Linked DNA regions of Homo sapiens: region 2 is linked to region 1. A link is an interaction called in ENCODE POLR2A ChIA-PET data of the cell type or tissue named here. Cell type or tissue: endothelial cell of umbilical vein. All regions are shown on one strand.

Region 1 (5,000 bases):
CCCCGCAGGCGCACGCGCACCCGCACCCGTCCCCGCCGCCCTCCGGGACTGGGTGCGGCGGTAGGGAAGGCCGGGGCCAGGAGTACTTCCACCCCGGCGGGGGCAGCCCGGCCGCTGCCTACCAGGCCGCCCCCCCTCCTCCTCCGCATCCTCCGCCTCCGCCGCCACCTCCCCCCTGCGGCGGGATTGCCTGTCACGGGGAGCCCGCGAAGTTTTACGGATACGATAACTTACAGAGACAGCCGATTTTTACGACCCAGCAAGAGGCCGAGCTGGTACAATATCCTGACTGTAAATCGTCCAGTGGTAATATTGGCGAGGACCCAGACCACTTAAATCAGAGCTCGTCTCCTTCTCAAATGTTTCCGTGGATGAGACCACAAGGTTGGGATGCATTTTTTTTTTAAGAAGGGAGAGGGGGAGAAATCTGCTTTCATCTCACGTTCTGGCTTTAAAACTCCCGTTCCCTCTCCCCCTCCTTTTCCTTCTTGTGTAGCCACAGTGGCTCTTATTCATAAAGTAATACAGACTTTTTTTAAAAAAGTAGGAACCATGTAAAGATGATGGGGACAGAATAATTGTGAAGACCTCTCTGCTCCTCTTGCCTGCACACCCTATATATATATATCGGAGCTAAAGAGCTCTGTGTATATTTCACCCCGTAGACCCCCGTTCCACAAACCTCCAGCAACATGCAGAGGTACCATAACATTTTTAAAACTTTTATTCCCCCCCCCTTTTTTTTTGTTTTAATCAGCAGCTCCTGGTAGACGAAGAGGAAGACAAACCTACAGTCGCTTCCAAACTCTAGAGTTGGAAAAGGAATTTCTTTTTAACCCCTATCTGACCAGGAAAAGAAGAATCGAGGTTTCCCACGCCCTAGCCCTCACCGAGAGACAGGTAAAAATCTGGTTCCAGAACAGGAGAATGAAATGGAAAAAGGAAAACAACAAGGACAAATTTCCCGTTTCCCGGCAGGAGGTGAAGGACGGGGAAACGAAAAAGGAAGCCCAAGAGCTGGAGGAAGACAGAGCCGAAGGCCTGACAAATTAACTTCTACCTTTAAAATTTACCACAGACTATTAAAACTAATAATCACCATATGCTGTGGACACCACCTATTTTCTTTGTTGGAAAGGACCTTACCTGTGTTTCAAGCTACCTTCATGTCACTGCTCTTGAGGTTTTCTGTGCTTTGAGAGGGATTTGGGTGTTTAAAAAAGTTTCTAGTATCACATAGAAGCTGTCCTTGAGCTGTCCTATGGAAGGGTAATTTGATACTGACCTTGTAGCTATATTTTTATAATGGTTTTTAATGTCTGAGCTAGTGATTTGCCTCAACAACGTAAACTTCCTAATGATTAGCACTTAATAATTGCATATAAAATGCTTTATTAATTAAACAAGTGCACTTGAACATTTTAATATTTGTGGTGAGTAAATTAAAAGGAGTTTATTAATTAAAAAAAATTATGTCTGCAGAATACTTTATATTATTTGATTACAATGTATTATTTATGGATTTTTTATTCTTTCCTTTATAATGAATAGTTCGGGTGCGTTTTGTTTACTCCTAAAAGGTTTCTTTGCGTATTTTCTAAATGTAATATCTCGGGGAAAATATTAGAAAAGCACGTATTAGCTGAAGAATGTAACTTGTAGTCCAGCTCTGCAGCTTCCTTAAACTTAAGAAAAAGATTGGGCCAGTGACAAGAATTTAAAGACAATGTCCAAGTTGACAATTATTTTTCTATAGTCCATACAAATTAAATAATCTGGCAACTCTGGCAAATCGCCTTGTAAAATGCGTCTCATTTTTTAACTTGCTTTCGTTTTGAACCGCCCTTGTAATCGCCTGAAATCGCTAGTTCTTTATGCGGTGGCTGCCGCTGTGTTCCGTTATTTTCAGTAGGTGTCATATTTATTTGTATTGCCTTTGTTCTGTTCGCCGCTGGTTTTAAACCAGCTTGCTGTGTGCATCTCAGACGTCGGTTGGTACGTCCTCCGCTGTTCTTCAGGAAAGCGATAGCCTCACCTATTTGAAACAAGCCCTGAGAGGAAACGCAGAAAAACCTGAGTGTAAACAACTCCGGAATGTCGCTAGCTCCTTAGTAAATAAATGAATCTCTTTCTGGAGCTAGTGTCTTTGAGCGCCGCAAATACCCCTTTTCCATGAATCACTAACAATCGCCTGGGCTCGCACGAAGGAAAGGACTCGCTCAAGGCTTCTGTTTAATAAGAAAGGGGTGGGGTTACACACATTCCGCGCTGTTTAAAAAAAAAAAAAAAAAGGCCGCAGGGGCCCCTTCTTTTTCAGAGAGGACTGGCTAGTCTATCTTGCTCTAAATAATCTTGCTAAGATGCTCTGAGAGCTTTGATCCTCTTAAAGGACTCAAGTTGTAGGCCCAGTGGGGGACAACGCAAAGTCCATGTTACACCACAGCTTATTGCACTGAGCCGGCGTTGATGCTGGGGTTTGGCATCTGTTATTAACAAGATATCCATTTTCCATTGGAGGCTGCTCCTGCAGCTGCCATTTTACAGGGGAAAGTGGGGGGAAGAGGAGCGGGAGAAAAGAGGAGAAATTCAAGTAAAGTAACATTCCCGAAAAAGGGAAAGCACCTTTGTTAGGTAGTCATCGAAGAGCTCTCTGCTTTCTCTAACCATGTTTATTTTCAAAGGGGTAAATTTTTATTTCCAGAGTTGCTTTTATTACATAGATAAGAAAAATGGAATCCTATAGTTTTGCGCCAGGGTCACCTCATCGGGTTTTATCAGGCTGTTTGCCTGTGGCTTCATGGACACAGAAATGTTGCCACTGGCCAGGTCAGAAGGAAAGCACCACCTGGCTTTCCATGCTGGGAAGAAGTGATGGCTGTGACATTCTCTGACCTGAGCCAGGAAAGATAATTTTAAATCACAGGTGGCCCAGAACTTAAACATTTGCACTCCAAGAGACAGCTGCAAATGCCTATGCTGGATTTGAGAATGTTTTGCTCTGTGCACTGCTTAAGACTCTGCTGTCAGCTGGTACAGAGTAAGGATGCCAAGGGCCAAGAGGCTGGGGAACAGCCTCCAGTGTAAACCATCCAAAGACCAGTGCTGGCTGAAATCCAGCTGCCCTGGATTTAAGGGACTCAGGACTTCTTTATATATTAGCAAAACTGGCTGTCTCCTGCTCAAGGATGCTCACCAGATACTTTTAGAACCCTGAAATAATGTTGGCAAGACTGTCAGGTGGGAGCCCTGTGTATGGGTGGGTACGGAAATCAAGGAAGGAAGAGGAGATAAAATTGTCATTTCTTCAGCATTCTGTGCTGGTCTCAAAGTGTAACTTCTGGCCCCACTGGCCGCCTAAACCATGGTAAATTCATACCTCATGTACAGACAGACTGTTGCAATAGCTGGTATATATTAGATTATGAATTTGTATGTATACATAGCTTACACACACGCCCAGAGTGTTGATTATTCATGTAGGTAAATGTTTCCTTTTGTAGCTGGGAAAGAGCATAGATTTGTGTTCAAATAAAGACCTGGGGGAATTACACATCACACACACTCGCCACCTTCTTTCTTACACTGACTAGACATCCCCACCCCCCATCATGGTGTTTCATGCAGACAGACTGGCAGTGACTTGCGCACAAGATGCCCTTCTAATGGGCTCAAATGTGTCAACATCCAAGCATTGAGGCAACAAGCGAACACTTTTTTGCTGCAGAAATTTGCATAAACCTTCAGAGAATGCTTTGCCATCCCAGGCAGCACTTTTCAGCCCTGAACTGCACCAGTCTGCCTAGTGAGGTCTGTAAACCGTTTAGAGAAAAATGGTTCTCTCCAATGTTAACACTGAATGAAAGAACCAAGCCTTCTGAGTGATTTAGGCTCTCCATTTGCAATGACCAGAAACACACAAAAGAGAATGTGGGTCTCAGTGGTTTTCAGAGAAGTCAGTTCAAGGATGCCATTTTGTGAGGTTCCACAAAGCCCAATATATCGCTTACCTCTGCACAAGGGGAGAAAAATGCAAATATGGCTGCTTTTCAGTGCAAAGTGTCTTTGCGGCCCTCATTCCCCAAGTTGAAAGGGAGGGTCATAAAGCTCTGCTTTTATTTGGGTAAGATGGGGAGAGGATAATGAGGCAAATTGACTATTGAGATTATTTCTCAGAAAATTTTGGAATTAAACAAGTTATTTGCTCAATTCCACATGTATATACCAGTATACTAGTGTGAAGTCTTCTGGGCTTCTGAGGGCCCAAAAACTTGCCCCATCTGCTTGTGTAATTTAAAATATTGTTTTATTCTGTAACACAGAAGGAAGTGCTATTTCACATCCAAGCTTCTTGTGTCCTCTGCTTCCCCCGTGTTTGCTGAATCCTTGGGCATCTAGGGATGGACATGGGAGGAGAGAGAACATTTTAATGGGCCCTGGCTGCTGCTGCGGTTCCCTCCAGCAAAGTTAGGGCCCATTGGCTTTTTTCTAGAAAGAATATGACTTTTGCTGACAGATGGCAGCAAAAGTCCTTTAATCAAAAACATCCAAGGTCATCAGAACTTTTTCAAGGGATAACAAATGGCCTGCTCCAGAGGGTGCTGTGCTGCTTCCTGCTTCAGTCCACATCCACTTAGGCACTTACTGGGTGTGCAGATGTTAATAGCAGAGAACTTATACACAGGTATCTGATGCAAACATTTGTAACATAGTACTGGAAGTGTAAAGACACTGTCTTTAAAAGGATGGGGGGTGGTGTTACCTCTTTCAGGAAGGTTCTGAAGGCTGCATGGCTATGCCCATGAGGGGAATGCTGGAGGCCAGCCAAGGACATTTACTTTCAGGGGGAGTTCACCAGAGCAGTTCCTGTGAAAAATATAAAGGGAATGTGACACCGGCCTTTGAGGAAAAGGAATTATTCTTTTTTCTAGGCTGATCTGAGGAAGTCACTCTTTTCCTGAACAAATGTCTTTTCAGTATTGCGTTGAACAAATTTTTCAATT
Region 2 (5,000 bases), 470 kb after region 1:
TCACTGGGGTGTGGTGTGTACCTTGCCTTATATCACCAACATGTAACTTTGATATTTCTTCTTCATAACAAAAAAGAAAAATTATTTAATTTCTCTAATTTTTGTTACAAAGTAAAGTAACATCCTACAAAGCAGGTTTTGATCATTTCTGGCAGCAATCAGTTTTCTTCTCTACTTTAATTCAAGAGTAAATTTTGTTTTCGAATGAATGAATAAGTGAATTGTAGCTGGTACTATGATCCACCCACCTGTACTTCTTTTTGACTCTGATAGTGAATAGAAGTTTACAAAAGTTTACCCTCCTAGTTTGGCCTTAAAAACATAGAACCTTGGTTTCAGGGCTATTTGACTGCTGCTTTAGCTAAACAATAGCAATAATTAACCATTACTATGTCCCATGTCATAGGTACCATGCCTGGCACATCATTTGCTGTATCTCATTCAGTGTTTGCAATAGCCCTTTGAGTTAGGTATTGTTATTTTTCCGTTTTACAAAGAGAGAAGTAGGATTCAGCAAAACTCGATAACGATCAAATGCTACAAAAACAAAAAATAGGTTGATTGCTAGCCTATGGATTGATTTCCTTTGGGTCAGGTGTCCACTCCTGCTCCAAAAATCCATTCAAGGATACAAATCTGACCGCCTCCAAATGCAATGTCTCTTATCTCTGCCCAGTCCTACTTCATTGATGGTTCACATTACTAAGTTCCCTTGATGTGGATTATTCTCCCTGTTAATTCTCTCGGTCCTAGAGTGACAATTGTACTTCCTTTAGCAATTAGAAAGCAGTGGTTTCCTGGGCTTGCTTCATCACCTCAAGCAAGCCTGTTAGCTACTGCTCTTAGCAGGGGAACTGGGAACATGACGAATGATGGCCATCTGCTCCAGGAATAAACAAACTCTTCATTATTCCATTAGTGATTTTCCATTTCCTGCTAAGCCTAACAATTTATTAGCACTATTTAGGCTAATGTATGGCTGTATTATTTTACATAGTTACTTCATATTCTTCATGTGATGACATATTTAGGTGTTCAGATCCTCTGTGTGGTTTTCTGCAGACAGAATTGGATGAGTTTGAGAAGATAACTCTCCCAGCACTGGTAAGACCACCATTAATTCCTCTTTGTGGAGCAACTTTTCTCCAAGGATTTTAAAAGAAATGACCGCATGGCCATTGTGAATCAAATAGGTTTGAAATGCAATGCATTAGGAGGAAACATTTATGTGTGCTTCTCAGTCACGCTACACTGAACATAATTCTTAGGGTTGTGTTGAAAGCAGCACTAGACAAGGCCCCAGGACCCCAATTTCCAGCCCTCTACTCTGTAGGGTTTTTATGAAAATCAGCAAAGGCATGTAGGTGATGACTCTGAAAAAGTGACTCTTATCCAGACTCCTTTAAAAGAAACACCTTTATTGCAAGATCACACGTGGACTGGAATTGGAAGAAGAAAGCAAAGTCCCAGGGGATAGAGAACACTCTAGGTCTCCTCTGGCCACCTCTCTCTCTCCTTTTCAGGTGACATGTTCTTGCTCCCATTGTGTCTGTTCTCTGTGACGTTGCTGTCCTCTTGCTGTGGCCACTGCTCTCTCGACACTGACCAGCTTCTTTCTTCCATCTCTTCCAAGATTCAGAAAATGGTGGCCAAGAAGCCAAATACAGCCTGAAGTTGTGCTTTATTTGGCCAGCTTAATATTTAGATCAAATTTTGAATTTGAATGTTTTTGGCAAGGCATGTATTAATTTTTGCCACTTAGTTGCAAATCCGTACATTTACTTTTTTTCAGATGAAGGCATTCAAGTTTAAAACCACTTTATATATTTTCTCTACTTCCTTATCCTTATTCATAGTTTTCGCTACTTCTTAACTTTCTATGACTTCACATGCTGTCCACCCATCTAATAACGTGCTCTGCTACAATTGTATGTCCTGTCACTGCTAACCCTCAGTTGATCTGTTTATCTCCATTGACATTTCTGAGAAAGAACACTGCTGTCCCATATGACATAATAGGTCATTCCAAGACATCACTACTGACATGTGTATTGTAAGTGGAAAAGTTGTAGGGTATCCATTATTATTATTGTTATTCTTATGTGGTAGTATATATTAGGGCCATATAATAACTCCAACTCCAAAAAAATTTCTTTCCTGGCATATGTGATGATTTATTGCTTTGGAGTTTATCCAAAGACCTTAGCTAAGAAGCACAGCAGTTAAGCTATGGACCCATTTTTTTTACTGATGTGAACATACCCGTGGGTCTTCTGTACACATCTGTGAGGCAATAGTTTCAGGTTCAGACAAACCACTCAGGTTCTTAGTTGAGTGAGGTAGTCTGTAGGCAGAGCCAAAGCACCCTGGAGATACATGGGCAGGCACAGGTCATTTGGGGCTACCTTGAAAAGAGTTTAAAAAAACTTTTGGATACAACAAAGCCATCAGTGTTGAAGAATGTTATGTGGTCCTTACTTATGCTTACAAATTTGGCCCCTTCTTCATCTTTGATACACCTACCTTCTATTCACTCAGTCATTTGTCTGTTTTATTCTGTTCCAACCTCCTCTGCCAACATGGACTCAGATTAAAAATAAAATGAAGACAAATAAGGGAAAATAGACCATTTTCTGCTTTCTGCCAGGTCTAGGCACCAAGGCTGAATGTGTCTCTTTCAGTATCTCATTTTATAAAGAGATAAAGACCACAATTATCAGAGAAGCCAAACTACTAGACTGAAAGATTTCATAAATATTTAGACTTAACTAATAAAGTAGCATATGTTTACAAAGAATATAGTCTTGGAGATCTCATAACTAGAACTAATTAAGGTTGGGAATTAACTTTGGAAAGAACTCAAAAGCAATGAAAACAATTAGACAAATGATCTCTTAGTCCAGAAGATGCAAGATTTTGCAAGTGGCTATGACTCGGCCAATGTCTCTTAAGCTTTCTACTTTAGACATTGTACTGGAAGCTCAAGAGGCCAGATCTTAGCCCATGAGTTATCTGCCTTGGAACAATTCTAAGGGGTGTCATGAAGATAAAAGAGATAATCAATGTAAAGACATATCAAGCATTTAGAAAGAAAGGTACTGTATACACCCAAGGTATTATTAGCATTATTACCATTACCTGTTCTAGCAGGCTTTTTTCTTCAAGGATGCTGCAGTGTAGTACCCAGTTGTAAAAAGCCTAAGTAAAAACAAACAAAAACAAGACCAACATGCAAACAACAAATATCTTAAGGCCATCCAGGAATGCCTGGAAAATCATCCTTTCATGTGCGTGGGAACTTTGCACTTTTGAAGGCTGCAGGCAGGCTGAGCACAGAGCTTAAGAGCAACATTGTAATGGGACCAAATCACTTGGCTCACAAACTTGTGTGTGTGTCTTTTTTGGGAGGGTGGGGGAGGGTGTTGATTAATCCCTCTTGGTGGCCATAAGTGATGCAAAGGGCCCTAACTTGAGAAGAACTGAGTCTCTGTAGATGCCAACTGACCTGCCCCATGTCTTCAGGTGGTAATTCCTTTGCACCAATGTCAAAATAGCAGGGATTAGAGCAGTTAGCAAACGTTAAGAGGTGTATTTATTATCAGTATCATTTGAACGTCTTCATCTGCCCAGGATTCTTTTTTAAGACTTTGTTTTCCAGGCACCTAATGACTAACTAGAAAAGCCCAGTTAAAATTATTATTATTTTTTTTAATTTTAGTAGCAGATTTCCTTTGAGAGGAGGATGTGGACAATATGGGCATTTGTAATTTTTAAGAAGTCAGTTGTTTTAAAAAGGATGATAAGGGTGATATAAGGTTACATTCAGCTCATTCTCAGCAGTATTAAGTCAATGTTTGTGGAACACTGTGTGGAAACAATGTTGAATTAGGCCATAATGACTAGAAAAAAGGAGGATACAATAGCAACTTGGAGAGATGGGAGAGAATAAATTTAAAAATTGTAGTCATTAAATCAGAAGTTCCAAGTTGAAAAGAATCCCAATTGTCTTCTACTCTGGTTTCTCAAATTTTAACTTGGACAAGAATCACCCAGAGGTCTTGTTAAAATGCAGATTCTGGGCCAGGTGTGGTGGCTCACACCTGTAATCCTAGCACTTTGGGAGGCCGAGGTGGGTGGATCACTTGAGGCCAGGAGTTCAAGACCAGCCTGGGCAACATGGCAAAACCCCGTCTCTACTAAAAATACAAAAATTAGCTGTGCATGGTGGCACATACTTGTAAACCAAGCTACTTGGGTGGCTGAGGCATGAGAATTGCTTGAACTCATGAGGCAGAGGCTACAGTGAGCCGAGATCAGACCATTGCACTCTAGCCTGAGCAACAGAGCAAGACTCTGTCTTGAAAAAACAAAAAATAAAAAAATAAAAATAAAAAAGCAGATTCTGATTCAGAAGGTGAGGTGGTGGGTTGCTGAGTTTCTGAATTTCTAACCAGCTCCCAGATGATGGGTCCATAGACTAGCTAGGGAGCTCTACCCTAGCTCCCTACCTGGAAAATGAGTCCATTCAACCACACAATACCTTTTACATCTGGTACGGGCCGTAGAGTTCACAAAGCACTTTCATATGTCTTCTCATCTGATTTTCCTAATCCTTACTTTATATTCTGCCAACCTACTCCCTTGGCCCATTTTACCAGTGAGAAAACCAAGGCTTAGATGAGTTGGACAGGGTCTCGTGGTTACAGAGGGCAGACCAGGACAGAGGTCTTCTTCCTCCTAGCCTACATCTCTTATCTCAGAGGGGCTGTACTTGGGTGTAGATACCAGATAAATAAGCAGAGAATGATAGCTAGTTAGAGGAGAAGTATTGCAGTAATTTTGGGAGCGTTTCTTCTGTGAAGTTCAAAAGTTCTTTGTACACATTACTATACAACCTAGTGTAGGACTTGATTCTCTTTTAGTTTTATTGTATGAGGGGCCTTTTGACAATATGTTGAAAGGTATGAGCCCTTCTCAGAAAATTTCACTCACACTCACAC

Evidence for each region. ChIA-PET counts read pairs that join two places held together with the same protein. Peaks named below come from ENCODE experiments on the same cell type or tissue, not always from the same donor. Only the 100,000 strongest peaks of a DNase experiment are listed, where the experiment ranks them.
Region 2: POLR2A ChIA-PET joins it to region 1 with 7 read pairs; 3 of 35 experiments call an interaction of 5 or more read pairs at or near these places.

What each region holds. Positions count from the first base shown.
Region 1 is chr2:176,130,560-176,135,559 of GRCh38, forward strand. HOXD8 (homeobox D8) reads left to right here. Exons shown (of 2, transcript NM_019558.4): 1 at 1-384; 2 at 758-2,136. The coding sequence ends at 1,053. HOXD-AS2 (HOXD cluster antisense RNA 2) reads right to left here. Exons shown (of 3, transcript NR_038435.1): 2 at 4,760-4,863; 3 at 4,282-4,391. Among named protein-coding and RNA genes, the nearest start is that of HOXD8, 3.4 kb to the left of the region's middle. In endothelial cell of umbilical vein, no CTCF peak of the experiment used is centred here; DNase peaks (open chromatin) are centred at 322, 1,172, 2,032, 4,712 and 1 weaker place; H3K4me3 peaks cover 2,056 bases; H3K27ac peaks cover 2,910 bases.
Region 2 is chr2:176,600,420-176,605,419 of GRCh38, forward strand. It overlaps MIR1246 (microRNA 1246), which reads right to left and starts at 633; the gene lies at 561-633. In endothelial cell of umbilical vein, no CTCF peak of the experiment used is centred here; no DNase peak of the experiment used is centred here.